Linked DNA regions of Homo sapiens: all the other regions are linked to region 3. A link is a contact called in ENCODE Hi-C or POLR2A ChIA-PET data. All regions are on one chromosome and are shown on one strand. The core of a region is the stretch at or near the end of the contact, and the rest is flanking DNA. Distances in the headings are between cores, read along the strand shown. Region 1 holds the start of PWWP3A (PWWP domain containing 3A, DNA repair factor). Region 2 holds the start of C19orf25 (chromosome 19 open reading frame 25). Region 3 holds the start of TMEM259 (transmembrane protein 259).

Region 1 (4,698 bases), core at 1,475-3,974, 330 kb before region 3:
GACTGACTGGGGCGTCGGAATTGCTGTCATTCTAGACAATCTACACCTTTCCCAGTGCCAGACACTCACGGAGCAGAACAATGTGCCGCCTGGTCATCAGTTATTTGCCTTTTGAACGTTAAACGCTGGTTTAGAGTGACAGGCTCAAAAACCAAATATTTCAAAATTGATGGGCCTGTCACAGACGTTTCTGAAAAAAGACACACAGATCTCTGGGAAGGAAACATCCCTATTTTCCTGGCATGGCACTGATTAAGAAACAGTCAAAAAAAAAAAAAAAAAAGGAAATATCCCTATTTTAACCACAAATAGGGTCTACCCTGAGTATAATTTACATGTATTCAGTGTTTGTACCAATCTCTCCATAGATCTCACAGAATGCCTCGTTTGGATCTTCAGCTTCCAAACTGACATAAAATCAAACTAGTTGCTTTCTCATGAGGTTATTATGAGCATTAATGAATTACACAAATGGTGAATAAGCCCATTAAGAGTGGGCTGGGCTTCAACTGTTTTGGGGGAGTAGGGGATTGAAGTATCAGAAATCTACACGGGAAAAAACAGTATTAAAACAACACAACACTTAACTTTTCCTCTAGAGAGAGGATTTGCACAGCTAGAAAATATTCCTTTCTTCTCTTATTTTTTGTTGAAGTCGCGGTTCGGGCCAAAACCTACATTTAAAACAAAAGAAAATCCTTGTTATTACAACAGCTGACAGTGAGAAACAGTGGCAAACTTTAGCACAAATGCAGCAGGTAATCCTGAAGGCCTATAACCATGGGATTTCAGATATTTGGTCCAATCCCCATTGTTTCACAGATGGGGAAACTGAGGCATGAGAGGCCAGTGGCAGACAAAGACAAGGACCTGGGCTTTTGCATTGCAGCTGAGCACTGTCTACTGAATTGCTGGAAAGCATTCCCTGAACACGACCATAATTTACTATCACAGGGCTGCTTGCCAGATCTTTCCTTGAGTTACAGCCTTACATGCCTTTTTACAGCTGATTCTTTTTTTTTTTTTAGTGTGAAAAAAAAAAGACATTTCTGGAAGTGTAACCTTGGAAGCACTAGACCAAAACCCCATTAAATGGGGAACGAGAATCAGTGCCAACCGTGTTCTGGCTCAATTATTTCACTGAAGCAAATCCTAGGTATCTCCTGATCAAGATTTTACTTGTCACCCGAAAGTCATTTCTAAGTCCTGAAGTTACAGAATAATGGCTGTCACCTTCGCAGGCCATAATCGCTTTTCCCATCGGCAGAGGACATACTTGGCATCCGCCATCATTTACACTCATGTGGCAAGTGGCAATGATTTGGCACAACGTACTCCCAGGTCTCACGCCAATGTGTCCTGGAACGAAATTTGCACGGTGGTTTATACAACTGTTTGCTGGCGATGTTAACGCAGACACAGCCCTCAGGGGCAAAGGTTAGCTCGACTTAGCCTCAAGTAGATGGTTTAATTCCACAATCTTGCATTGAGATGCTCAATGCCAAAAAGCAGACTGACAAACAGAAACGACGGGGCTCGGTATCCAGGGAGGCGCCTGCATTTTTTCATAAATAAAATACAGCACAGTCCCTCCCAAAGGTTCTATCTAGATCAGTTTTAAAAGGCTCCTGAATAAATCATCTCCGTGCGGAAGACCTGCCTCCGACCTCGGCAGGAGAGGCATTTTACACAATCAAAGCTCACAACCCTCCCCAATTTGGGGAGTTAACAGTTGACCACAGCACACACACAAAAATAAGAGCGGAAAAACGACTGCTCTTTTGGCTGCCATGTCCCTGAAAGAACGGGGACAGCTGCAGACCGTTCACAGCATCAATGGGAAGGACTGGCTTGGCTGTTGACAGAAATGAAAAGGAGGTTTGGGGGTGGGGGTGGAATTTAGCAACAACGGAGGGGGGCGTCCCCGCAGCAGGGAAGAGGAGGTTCCCAGCAGAGGTAGGGGTGGCGTTTCCAGCAAGAGAGGGGATCACAGCAGCAGCAGAAGTAGGGGTCCAGGCAGCAGGGACAAGATTTCATGGCGGAGGAAGGGTTGCGGCTTGCAGGAACGGGGGATTCAGGCAACAGAGAAGGGGGTCACAGCAGAAGCGGGGGGGCTCAGGGAGCAAGAACGAGGGCTCACGGAGGAGGTGGAGCGGAGGGTCCAGGTGGCAGGGATGGGGGATTTCACGGTTGGGGGTGGGGAATCCAGGGAAGCAGATGGGGGTCCAGGCAAGAGATGGGGTTCACGGCAGACGTGAGGGGGATCCAGGGAAGGAGATAGGGGTCCAGGCAGCAAGGATGGGGGAGCGGGTCCAAGCAAGAGATGGGGTCCGGGCGGCAGGGACGGGAAAAGGAGTCCAGGCAAAGTGAGGGGCCCACGGCGCCAGGGGCGGAAAAGGGGGTCCGGGCAGAGTGGGGGACCCACGGCGGTAGGGACCGGGCGCTCCCGGAGGAGTCTCTAGGCCGGGGCCCCCCCTCCCCCCAGGCCCGGCCTCCTCGCCTCAGCCCCGCCCGGCGGAACCGAGGGGACGCATCCCGCGGGCTCACCGGGCCCCCGGCTTTCCCCAGCGCGGCGCCCCAAGCCCGGGCAAGGAGGCCGCAGCGGCCGCAACAGCGGAGGACCCGCCCGCCAACCGCTGCCGTCCGCGCCGCCCGCGCTCACCGCCTCCGCCACCGCCGCCGCCGCCGCCGCCGCCGCTCCCCGCGGGGCCGGGGGCGGGGCTTGCCTCGCGGCGGCGCCAAGCTCCGCCCCCTTCCGCCCGCTGCCCAATGGGACGCGCGCGCTCCCAAGGAGCGCCGGCCTCGCCCTCTCCGGCGTCCACGGCCGCGCGCCGGCCCCGCCCCTTCCGCCGCGCGTCTACCCCTTTTTCCCGGGAGTGCTGCCTGAGGAGACCGGTTGGCGGGGCATGTGTGGCCGCTCCCGGGCGCCGCCCTCCCGCGCTCCCGGCCCTTTGTCCTGCAGTCAGACCCCGGACACCGCCCTCGCGGGTCTCGGTGGGAAAACAGGCTCCCCCGCCCGCGGCGATCCCTGAGAGAACCTTCCAGAACTTTCGAGAATCTTCCAGGTCCTACGGCACCTCCCAGCCCGGGAGCTGCGCGCCACGGACCCAATTCCAGCAGATCCCAACCGATCCCAAAGCCAGGCATCCCCGCAAAGGCGTCATAAGCTTCTGAACTAGAGCAGGACCCACCTTGGGAGGGTCCCAAGACCCCGGGGGGCACCGGAAACAGCCGCGGGTGGCGGGAGCCCCGGAGCGGTCGCTCCATCAGTGTCAGGCCTTTCCCTGAGCGGTTTTTGATTTTTTTTCAGACGGAGTCTCGCTCTGTCACCCAGGCTGGAGTGCAGTGGCGCGAGCTCAGCTCACTGCAGCCTCCTCCTGCTGGGATTACAGGTGCGCGCCACCCCACCCGGCTAATTTTTGTATTTTTAGTAGAGAATACTAAATGTTGATCAGGCTGCTCTCAAGCTCCTGACCTCAGGTGATCGGCCTGCCTCGGCCTCCCAAAGTATTGGGATTACAGGCCTGAGCCACCTCGCCAGCCCCCACAGTTCTTTAAAAGCAAAGGAGGCCGAATTGGCAGATCCTTTAAGCCCAAGGATTGGAGACCAGCCTGGGCAACATGGCGAGACCCCATCTCTATAAAAAAGATACAGGCTCACTCCTGTAATCCCAGCAGGAGGCCGAGGCGGGCAGATCACATGAGGTCAGGAGATCGAGACCAGCATTGCCAACATGGTGAAACCCCGTCTTTACTACAAATAGAAAAATTAGCCGGGCGTGGTGGCGATGCCTGTAATCCCAACTATTCAGGAGGCTGAGGCAGGAGAATCGCTTGAACCCGGGAGGCGGAACTTGCAGTAAGGGGAGATCGCGCCACTGCACTCCAGCCTGGGCAACAGAGTGGGACTTCGTCTCAAAAAAGGAAAAAATTAAAAGACTTACAGCAGCATTCGTCACGCACTGGCCCCGACTCTTCAAGGGGAAGGGGCGACAGCAAAGCCGGCTCTAACTTCTTTTTCCTTCTCACATTTGCGGGAATAGAAGGTTTGTGTCTTCGGTCGATCCCAGCAACCTCAGCGACTGATTTTTTTTCCTTTATCAAGTTGAGAATGTTCACCTTTCACTTGTTTTTTATTTTTATTTACATTTTTGAGTCGAAGTTTGGCTCTGTGGCCCAGGCTGGAGTGCAGCGGCCCAGTCATAGCTCACTGCAGCCTCAACCTCCCAGGCTCAAATGATCCTTCCACCTTAGCCTCCGGAGTAGCTGGGACCACAGTGCGCACCACCATGGCTGGCTAAGATTTTTATTTTTTGTAGAGAGAGGGTCTTGCTATGCTGGCCAGGCTGGTTTCGACCTTTTGGGCTCAAGTGATCCTCCCACCTCGGCTCCCCAAAGTGCTGGGATCACAGGTAGGATCCACCTTGCTCAGCCGTCTCAGTTTGTCTATAAAATGGGGGTGGTGGTCTGTGGGTGGTTGGCAAGAACTATGTCTCTGATATCCTCTCACGTTAAATCTGAGCTGGCGGTGGCTCAGGCCTGTAATCCCAGCACTTTGGGAGGTCAAGGCAGACATATCGCCTGAGGTCAGGAGTTCGAGACCAGCCTGGCCAATATAGAGAAACCCCCATCGCTACTAAAAATACAAAAATTGGCTGAGCGTGGTAGTGTGCACCTGTAATCCCAGCTATTTGGGAG
Region 2 (4,765 bases), core at 155-2,654, 460 kb before region 3:
TCCTTCCTTCCTTTTTCTTCTCCTTCCTTCTTTCCTTTCTTTCTCTTTCTTTCCTTTTCCCTCTCTCTGTCCCTTCCTTCCTTCCTTCTCTCTCAACAATATTTTTTTTTTTGAGACAGAGTCTTGCTCTGTCGCCCAGGCTGGAGTGCAGTGGCACGATCTCGGCTCACTGCAAGCTCTGCCTCTCGGGTTCATGCCATTCTCCTGCCCCAGCCTCCTGAGTAGCTGGGACTACAGGCAACCGCCACCATGCCTGGTTAATTTTGTTTTTCTTTTTGTATTTTTAGTAGAGACAGGGTTTCACCATGTTAGCCAGGATGGTCTTGATCTCCTGACCTCGTGATCCACCCACCTCGGCCTCCCAAAGCGCTGGGATTACAGGCGTGAGCCAACACACCCAGCCTAATTTTTGTATTTTTAGTAGAGACGGGGTCTCACCATGTTGGCCAGGCTGGTCTCAAACTGGCCTCAAGTGATCTGCCCGCCTCGGCCTCCCAAAGTGCTGGGATTACAGGCATGAGCCACCGCGCCCAGGCTGAATTTACAGTTTAAACAGGCGAATTTGGCCGGGCGCGGTGGCTCACGCCCGTAATCCCAGCACTTTGGGAGGCTGAGGCGGGCGGATTGCCTGAGCTCAGGAGTTTGACACCAGCCTGGGCAACACAGTGAAGCCCCATCTCTACTAAAATACAAAAAAAAATTTTGACGGACGTGGTGGCGGGCGCCTGTAGTCCCAGCTACTCGGGAGGCTGAGGCAGGAGAATTGCTTGAACTCGGGAGGCGGAGGTTGCAGTGAGCTGAGATCACGCCACTGCACTCCGGCCTGGGCGACACAGTGAGACTCTGTCTCTAAAAAAACAAAACAAAACGAAATAAACAGGAGAACTTTATGGTATGTAAACTGCATCTCAATAAAGCCCCTGAGAGAGGAAAAGGGCCCTCTGCTCTTTCTGCCTTCCCAGGCATCAGCGGAGAGGAAAAGGTGACCTCCAGCACCGTCCCCGAGGTGGGAGGACCCGCCTTGGCCGGAAGTGGAGGCGCCGCGACCGCCCCGCCCCCGCTGTGTTCCGGCCGCCGAGTGCTCATGCACCACCAGGCTCCCTTAGGTGGACAGCAATTTTGTGCTCCCGTCAGCCACATGGGTGGCGTGTCCCCTAGTGCCGTGTTCCCCTTTTCAGAAAGACGAGCCTCGGATGCTTTTCTACCCAGCCAGTGGAGCCTGGACTCGAACTCGCTCTCATCGTAGCGCGTCCAGGTTCGGGTTCGCCTGAGAGGCTGAGATCCGAGTCTCAAGGGCACTATCCCTTTAAGACGGGGCGGAGCCCCGCGATGAGCGGCGGGCCGGCGGGAGAGGAGGCCGGAAGTGTGTGTCACGTGTTCGGGGACGGGGCGGTGCTCCGACCGGAATCGGAAGTGGCTGCGTCGTCGACGCTGGGCTTTCGGGTCCCGCGCCCAGGTGGGAAGAGGCCGGCGACTGGGGTGACCGCGGGGAAACTGAGGCAGAGGTTGAGCCAGACCCTGAAGCCTTGGCCACCGTGTTTTTGGGCGGAGGGAGGGTCAGGGCCTGGGGCGAGCTCAGAGGGGCGGGACAGGGCGGGCTTCCCCGGGAGCGGGACCGCGACGGGTGCGTACGAGTTCGCTGGGCGGGAGGAGCAGCCCGGGCAAGGGCGGAGAGGTGGACGCCCCGGTCAGCGCCCCCTTCCCCGCCTTCAGAGATGGGCTCCAAGGCAAAGAAGCGCGTGCTGCTGCCCACCCGCCCAGCGCCCCCCACGGTGGAGCAGATCCTGGAGGATGTGCGGGGTGCGCCGGCAGAGGATCCAGTGTTCACCATCCTGGCCCCGGAAGGTAGGGGGAGCCCGGTCCCGGGGAAAAGCGGACCTGAGACCCCGGCAGCAAGGGGACGGGAGAGAAGCACACCCCTAACTCCTGACCCCACGCCCTGGGAACCCCCGCAACATGGGCACGGTCCGTATCCTCTCCGAGTCTCCCTCTACTCCTCCGTAGAGTGGGACCGATTTTCAGAGGGTTCTTCTGACAGGGGTGGAGGCCGGGCGCTGTGGTTCAGGCCTGTAAGCCCAGCACTTTCGGAGGATGAGGCGGGAGGATCGCTTGAGCCCAGGAGTTCGAGACCAGCCTGGCCAACATGGTGAAACCCCGTCTCTGCTAAAAATGAAAAAACAAAACAAAAACAAAAACAAAAACAAAACAGAGTTAGCTGGGCATAGTGGCAGGCGCCTGTAATCTCAGCTACTCGGGAGGCTGAGGCAGGAGAATCGCTTGAACCCGGGATGCAGAGTTTGCAGTGAGCCGAGATCGCACCACTGCACTCCAGCCCAGGTGACAGTGCGAGACTGTCTCAAAAAAAAAAAAAAATTACTGGGTGTGGTGGTGGACACTTGTAGCCCCAGCTTCTTGGAGGCTAAAGTGGGAGGATACAGCCTAGGCAACACAGCCAGACTGTGTCTCAAAAATAAATAAGTGGCCGGTGCGGTGGCTCACGCCTATAATCCCAGCACTTTGGGAGGCCGAGGTGGGTGGATCACTTGAGGTCAGAGGTTGGACACCAGCCTGGCCAACATGGTGGAACCTTGTCTCTACTAAAAATACAAAAATTAGCCGGGTGTGGTGGCATGGGCCTGTAATCCCAGCCACTCAGGAGACTGAGGCAGGAGAATCACTTGAACCTGGGAGTCGGAGGTTGCAGTGAGCTGAGATCACGCAACTGCACTCCAGCCTGGACCACAGTGAGACTCTGTTTCAATAATTATAATAATAATTAATAAATAGAAATAAATAAAGTAAAACAGAGGTGGTAAGCTAGGGCCCCCCAAACCCTGCCCCTGGCTGTTTTTTTAAGGTCTGGGAGCTATGAATGGACTTCACATTTTTAAATGGGGGTGGGTGAAAAAGAACATTTCTGACACCTGAAAGAGGTATGAAATTCAGATTTCAGTGTTGGTAAGTAAAGGTTTACGGCACACAGCCAAATGATTCACATACGGTTAGTGGCTGCTCTCACACCAGAAGGGCAGAGTTGAGTAGTGGGAGCAGAGACTCCAGCCTTTGGCAGGAAAGCTTGTCCACTCCTGATTTACGAGGTGGAAGCTAGTCAGAGACCAAAGGATTCAGCAGTGCAGTTGGGTGAATTTTGTGTTCTGGATGAGGCTCATTCATTCATTCAACAATCCTTTTCTTGAGCACTTCCTGTGTGCTGGGCTCTGCGCTTAGAGCACTGCTAATGGACAAGTGAACAAAAGAAACAAGAATGTCTGCCCCAGGCTGTTCTGGGGCTGGCGGGAAACAAATGAAGATGAATCGGCCAGGTGCGGTGGCTCACACCTGTAATCCCAGCACTTTGGGTGGCTGAGGTGGGCGGATCATTTGAGGTCAGGAGTTCAAGGCCACCCTGGCCAACATGGTGAAACCCCGTCTCTACTGAGAATACAAAAACATTAGCTGGGCATGGTGGCGCATGCCTGTAATCCCTGCTACTTGGGAGGCTGAGGCAGGAGAATTGCTTGAACCCAGGAGGCGGAGGTTGCAGTGAGCTGAGATCGTGCCACTGTACTCCAGCCTGGGTGACAGAGCAAGACTCTATCTCAAACAAAAAAAAAAAAGAAAAAAGAAAATGAGCCATGTGGAATGATAGAAACTGTGAATTTCTAAGGGAACATTTTTAAAAAGTAATATTAGAAAATTCTGGGGCCAGGTGCAGTGGCTCATGCCTGTAATCCCAGGACTTTGGGAGGCTGAGGCAGGAGGATGACTTGAGGCCAGGAGTTCAAGACCAGCCTTGGCAGCATAGCAAAACCTATATCTACCAAAAATACACAAACTAGCTGGGTGTGGTGGCATGCACCTGTGGTCTTAGCTACTCAGGAGGCTGAGGCAGGAGGGTTGCTTGCGCCCAGGAGTTGGAGTCTCCAGCCTGAGTGACAGAGTGAGACCCTGTCTCTGAAAAAGAAAAAAAGAGAAAAATTGAGTTGTGTTTTCCCTTTAGACATATTTCAAGTGCCCAGGAGCCACACATGGCTGGTGGCTGGTGTGGACCAGCATCGGTGGGAGGTGTGCGCATCATCTGGAAGGTTCTGTGGGCCGGTACTGGTCAAGGTGCATGAGTTGGTTTTATTCCCAGCATGCAGTTCGGTCACCTGAGGGTGCTGGGGCCGTGGTTTGAGCTTCATGGGCTCAGGTCCATGGCCGTTGAGTGTGGCGAAACTGAGGCACGCTGTGCGGGGGACGGGGGGCGCTCACAGAAGGTAGGGGGCCTCCTGTGCCTTCATCCAGGCACTGCCCGGCCTTTCCCACCCTGTTGCTAAAGCAGGTGATGACAGAGGTGATTTGATCAGCCCAGACCCGTGCGGCACGTGGAGCCTTCGTCCGTGGGAGACCACACTGCCGAGGGGCAGGCCAGAGCCGAGGGGCCCCTGACGCTTCTCTGAGTGACCCTGAAGTCGGTGCTGCTTCAGCCCTGCTGCACTGGGCTTGCATACGTGGGGGAGCAGGGAGCCATACGTAGTTTCTGCTGAATGTGGGAGTCACCAGGACGTCAATGCCCACCTCTCACCTTCGCCACCCCTGCCTCCCTAAGTGTGTGCTCCAGGAGGTTGCACGGCCCCTGGAGAGGTTTTCGGTGGCGGGCTTGTTGCGTCTCTGGCTTCCAGAGACAGCAGGAATGAGAGCCAGGCCAGCTCAGTGGAGTCCATCCCGGTGGGTGCCACGGCTTTTGCAGGAATGGAAGCCCCGCCCCCAGGAGGGCCACTGC
Region 3 (4,670 bases), core at 1-2,500:
AATAGCCGGGTGTGGTGGCGGAAGCCTGCAATCCCAGCTATTCAGGAGGCTGAGGCAGAGAATTGCTTGAACCCAAGAGGCGGAGGTTGCAGTGAGCCGAGATCACGCCACTGCACTCCAGCCTGGGCGACAGAGTGAGACTGCGTCTCAAAAAAAAAAAACAACACAAAACTTTTTTTTGGCGGGCTTGGTGGGTCACACCTGTAATCCCAGCACTTTGGGAGGCCTAGGCGGGCAAATCACCTAAAGTTAGGAGTTCGAGACCAGCCTGACCAACATGGAGAAACCGTCTCTACTAAAAATATAAAATTAGCCTGGAGTGGTGGCGCATGCCTGTAATCCCAGCTACTTGGGAGGCTGAGGCAGGAGAATGGCTTGAACCCGGGAGGCGGGGGTTGCAGAGAGCCGAGATCGCGCTTCTGCGCTCCAGCCTGGGCGACAGAGCGAGAATCCATCTCAAACAAACAACCAAAAAACCCAAAAACCATAGTATCCTCTTGTGTACGCAGCCGGCACTCAGTAAGTGCCCCTGAAGAGCACTTATTTATTCATTGCTGCGCGAAGCTACGGGGGCAGGTGGCACAGCGCCACGCAGGAGTAGAGACTGCCAGATTGTTCTACCGCCAACCTTAGTGGCGCCACAGGAGATGGACACGGGAAGACTATGACGTTACTGGCCCTGTGACGTCATGGCAGGATCCGGGCAAGAGAAGCCAAACGAGGTGACGAGCTGTAGACTACAGCAAAAATATGGAACGCTTCACGAATTTGCGTGTCATCCTTGCGCAGGGGCCATGCTAATCTTCTCTGTATCGTTCCAATTTTAGTATATGTGCTGCCGAAGCGAGCACGACTCAAGGGTTACTGTCACACCTATTTTAAGCCCTTCAATCAAATCATCTTTTGGTTAGGATAACTTATGGTCGGTTTCATATTTAGCATAATTTCCTACAGTGGTATGTTGCAGAACAACTTTCGTGCTTACGCTTACTTTGATGTCTTCGATCACGTAAAATCCCATATCTTATCGTAATTTTACCGCCTTATACTGGCCTCATAGCCGCGGTGGATTGTGGGTGCCAATATGCAAAAGAGGTGGCCCAGATGCAGGCCCGCCCCCTGGAGCGGCCGAGGTAGGGGGTGAGGCCTCCGCGGGCGCCGCTGGCATCCCAGCGTTCTCTGCGGGCGCAGGGGGGCCGCTCTTGCCCGGCGTGGCGACTCGCTAGCGTCAGCAGCGCCGCAGCCGGACGAGAAAGCGGAAGATGGCGGCGGCGGCCGGGAGGCCGTGAGGAGAGCGGCGGCTGCGAGGGCGGCCGATGGCGGCCGGGAGGCGCCCTCGGACACTTGCGGGTCGTTAGGGCGCGACGCTGGGAGGCATGTCGGAGCACGTGGAGCCCGCAGCTCCGGGGCCCGGGCCCAACGGCGGCGGCGGCGGCCCGGCCCCCGCGCGCGGGCCTCGCACCCCCAATCTCAACCCCAACCCCCTCATCAACGTGCGCGACCGGCTCTTCCACGCGCTGTTCTTCAAGATGGCTGTCACCTATTCGCGGCTCTTCCCGCCCGCCTTCCGCCGTCTCTTCGAGTTCTTCGTGCTGCTCAAGGTGACCGCGGCCCCGACCCCCGACCCTTGACCCCAGCGGCTGTCCCGACCCCCAAGTCTGCTACCTCCGACCGCGACCCCTGGCCCCGCTGGGGACAGCGAGCGCCACCCTGCACCCTGAGGCCTATACCCGGCCCTACCGATTAGGGCTCTCCCTCGCGACCTCTGACCCTGGGATTGGCCAGGGACACCGTCTCGTGACCCCATCCCGCCCGGGGACGTCCACCCGGGAAGGCCGGATCCCGCTGCACTAGAAGCCGCTGTTCTCTACTCTGGAAACCTCACTGTCAGCTCCCTCCAGGGCCCATCCTGTCCCCGGCGACCGCCTTTCCCAGGTCCCCACCTACCCAGGCTTGGAGTCCGGTCCTGGCCTGCGAGGTAGCACCTCCCGCCCTTTGACCCCTGACTGTGCCGCCTGAGACCCTCAGTTCCGAGGCCTCTCTCCCCTCCCAATGTGCTGGCCCAGAACCCAGCCTGACGCAGGTCTCCCTCGGACCAACCCCTGTCCTGGAAGTCGACTCCCCACTCCCCTCTCTCCCTCCTTGTAGCCTTTCAGCTGCGTTCCCCGCTCCTGAGCCTCAGGGGAATGTGACTTAGCTGAGGTCACCTCGCTAGGGTTAGCGGCAAAGTCACCGGCAGCAGCGTACCACCCCATCCCCGGCCTCTTCCTCCGCTGGGTCCCCACTCCCTTCCTGCTTCAGGAGCTCAGGTTGTGGGTCTGTCGCCCGTGCCTCCCCTATGAGGCACCGGCCTCCGCGTCTTGGGCTCTGTCCCCCTCCCGCCCTCCTCAGATGGCAGAGGTCTCAGCCGTGCAGGACAGGCATCGGCCTGACTCCCTCTGAGAAGGAGTCTTGCTTGGGTGACAAGAGGGGCTCAGTAGCAGCTGCAGCCCCTCAGAAAACAAGCTGGCCGGGGTCCTGGGCCACCTGGCGAAATGGGGACGTGGCCGTTTTCGTTCTGCATCAGAACACCGCCGCGCCGGGGCTTGGGGGCTGCTGAAGTTGCGCCGTGAGCTTTTTGGATCTAGCCTGCAAAGAGGGGTCCGATGCTGGCGGGCCAGGCTGCGATCGTGGGCAAGTTCCCAGCCTGACACAGGTTGGTCAGGAGCTGGCTGCTTTTTTGGGCTCGGCAAGTGGAGCTGGACCTTGGCCGTCCTGCGGACCTGGGTGTGGGTCCCAGCCTGCTGCCACTTCACGGAAGGCCCCCCAGCCTCCAGATCCGTGCCTCCCCAGGCCAGAGCTCAGCCCATCATCCTTCCCACCTTCCTCCCTGCAGCCCCCCAGAGTGGCATGGTCGCCTCAGTAGGCACCTGAGCAGGGCTGTGAAGGGTTACGCAGGCAGGCGGCCTTTCCCGGCTCTGGGGTCCACAGACGGGGCCTGAAACTGTGGACGGAGGCTGGTCTGTGGACGTGGGTTTTCCTTCCATGGAGTAGCCTGGGAACAGGATGGAGCCACTGTGTCCTTAGGCTTGTGGAGGGTGTGTGCTGGGTGCCAGGCCAGGTTCCCCCGACGGAGCTCAGCCTCCTTGGGAGGTGCATCCCTGTCGCCTGGGCCCTGGTCCCACCATGTCCCGGTTTGGAAAGGGATCAAGCCTACCCGGCTCCATCTCCAGGCCAATACCACTCACAGGTGGTCAGATGGGGCTGGGCCAGAGCTGGAGTTCCCCGTCTTCTGTGTAGGGTGGAGACTCTTGGGAGGTTCTCAGTAACCCCAATCCCTCCTCTCTCAGCAGAGGGCTTTGGACTGTGAGATCTCTGGGTGGTGAATTTTTTTTTTTTTTTTTTTGAGATGGAGTCTTGCTCTGTCACCCAGGCTGGAGTGCAGTGGTTTGATCTCGGCTCACTGCAAACTCCACCTCCTGGGTTCAAGCAATTCTTCTGCCTCAGCCTGCGGAGTAGCTAGGATTACCGGTGCCCACCATCACAACCGGCTAATTTTTTTGTCTTTTTAGTAGAGACTGGGTTTTGCCATGTTGGCTAGGCTGGTCTCAAACTGCTGATTTCAGGTGATCTGCCCGCCTCGGCCTCCCAAAAGGCTGGGATTACAGGCGTGAGCCACCATGCCTGGCCTGGGTGGGGAAATCTGTTCTTTGTGAATTTTCCACCCGGTAATCTGGTGGCACAGAATCTGACCCTGCTGCCTTCACTTTTACTTATCTGCAAAGTGCAGGCTGGAACTGCCTGATTTCAGAGGCTGCCTTGAGTTCCAGAAGGCTCCTCTGCTTCCTGCCTGCCTGGCTTCCGGGGGTCTCCCTGCAGAGAGCCAGGTCCTCCCTGGTATGATCCCTTCAAGGTGGCTTCATCCTGTGGCATCTGTGCAGCTGAGCTCCCAGCCCTGAGCTGGCATGGAGTCCCCCAGCTCTCACCCATGCCTGGGTGGCTTTAGGAAATGCCAGGATCTCCCAGCTCTGAGCCAGCATGGAGCCCCCCGGTCCCTCATCCATGCCTGGGTGGCTTTAGGAAATGCCAGGCAGTGCCAGGTGCTGGGGAGAGAGGAGGCGGCAGGGGCCTGTGTTCCAGGGGCCCTCGGGAGACCTCCATCCAGCCTCAGTATCCACCTCTGCTGGCCTTCATGGCCCTGAGCCCAGTGTGGCAGAGACTGTCCATCTTGGGGCACTGGGTGCCTGCACCTGTGCGGTTGGGCTCTGGACCCAGGTGACCACCAAGTGGATGCCCACAGGGTGAAGGGGTCTCGACTCAGCACCCCTGGACATGGGCAGGGGCCCGCGCCTAGCCACAGGGAGTAATGGGGCTCCTCTTGTGGGGTCGTGACGATTAAAGACGGGGTATGTGAGACCCCAGGGGCCCTGCTCTGAATGGGGGACCTGTCACATTGAGGCCACTGTGAGGCTGCAGTGGAAGGAGAGGCCCCGGTGGCCTGGAGGCAGGAAGCACCCCGGGTGGACAAAGGGGAGCCCCAGGTAGTGTTTCCTGGCTGGGGCTGAGGGCTCTGTGTCCCACCTGGGAGGAGAGTGTGGCTCCGCGGGCTTGTGTGTCCGTCGGTCTGTGGGTCAGTCAAATACCCAGAGAGCGGGCAGGCTGCTCCTGGCACTCCAGGTCTGTGGGGAGAC

What was found. Hi-C counts contacts between places; a loop is a spot of excess contacts on that map. ChIA-PET counts read pairs that join two places held with the same protein, here RNA polymerase II (POLR2A). Pooled maps may share reads with other maps.
Region 1: a pooled map shows a loop between it and region 3 (14-fold over the local background). The contact joins the promoter of PWWP3A here to the promoter of TMEM259 in region 3. A Hi-C loop is called at or near these places in 5 of 50 pooled maps. POLR2A ChIA-PET finds 5 or more read pairs at or near these places in 2 of 52 experiments (HEK293 and activated naive CD4-positive, alpha-beta T cell).
Region 2: a pooled map shows a loop between it and region 3 (6-fold over the local background). The contact joins the promoter of C19orf25 here to the promoter of TMEM259 in region 3. A Hi-C loop is called at or near these places in 6 of 50 pooled maps.

The regions. Positions count from the first base shown.
Region 1 is chr19:1,352,985-1,357,682 of GRCh38, reverse strand. It overlaps PWWP3A (PWWP domain containing 3A, DNA repair factor), which reads right to left and starts at 2,724. Exons shown (of 14, transcript NM_001369789.1): 1 at 2,548-2,724; 2 at 1,234-1,359; 3 at 589-674. The coding sequence starts at 1,290. RefSeq lists silencers at 2,516-2,585, 2,646-2,935, 2,820-2,980, 2,966-3,065 and an enhancer at 2,038-2,923.
Region 2 is chr19:1,475,854-1,480,618 of GRCh38, reverse strand. C19orf25 (chromosome 19 open reading frame 25) reads left to right here and starts at 1,404. Exons shown (of 3, transcript NM_152482.3): 1 at 1,404-1,456; 2 at 1,714-1,845. The coding sequence starts at 1,716. RefSeq lists enhancers at 1,238-1,357, 1,719-2,219 and a silencer at 1,578-1,627.
Region 3 is chr19:1,017,703-1,022,372 of GRCh38, reverse strand. It overlaps TMEM259 (transmembrane protein 259), which reads left to right and starts at 1,250. Exons shown (of 11, transcript NM_001033026.2): 1 at 1,250-1,601. The coding sequence starts at 1,377. It overlaps RNU6-2 (RNA, U6 small nuclear 2), which reads right to left and starts at 851; the gene lies at 745-851. RefSeq lists silencers at 1,059-1,168, 1,329-1,398, 1,429-1,488, 3,747-3,966 and an enhancer at 2,764-3,363.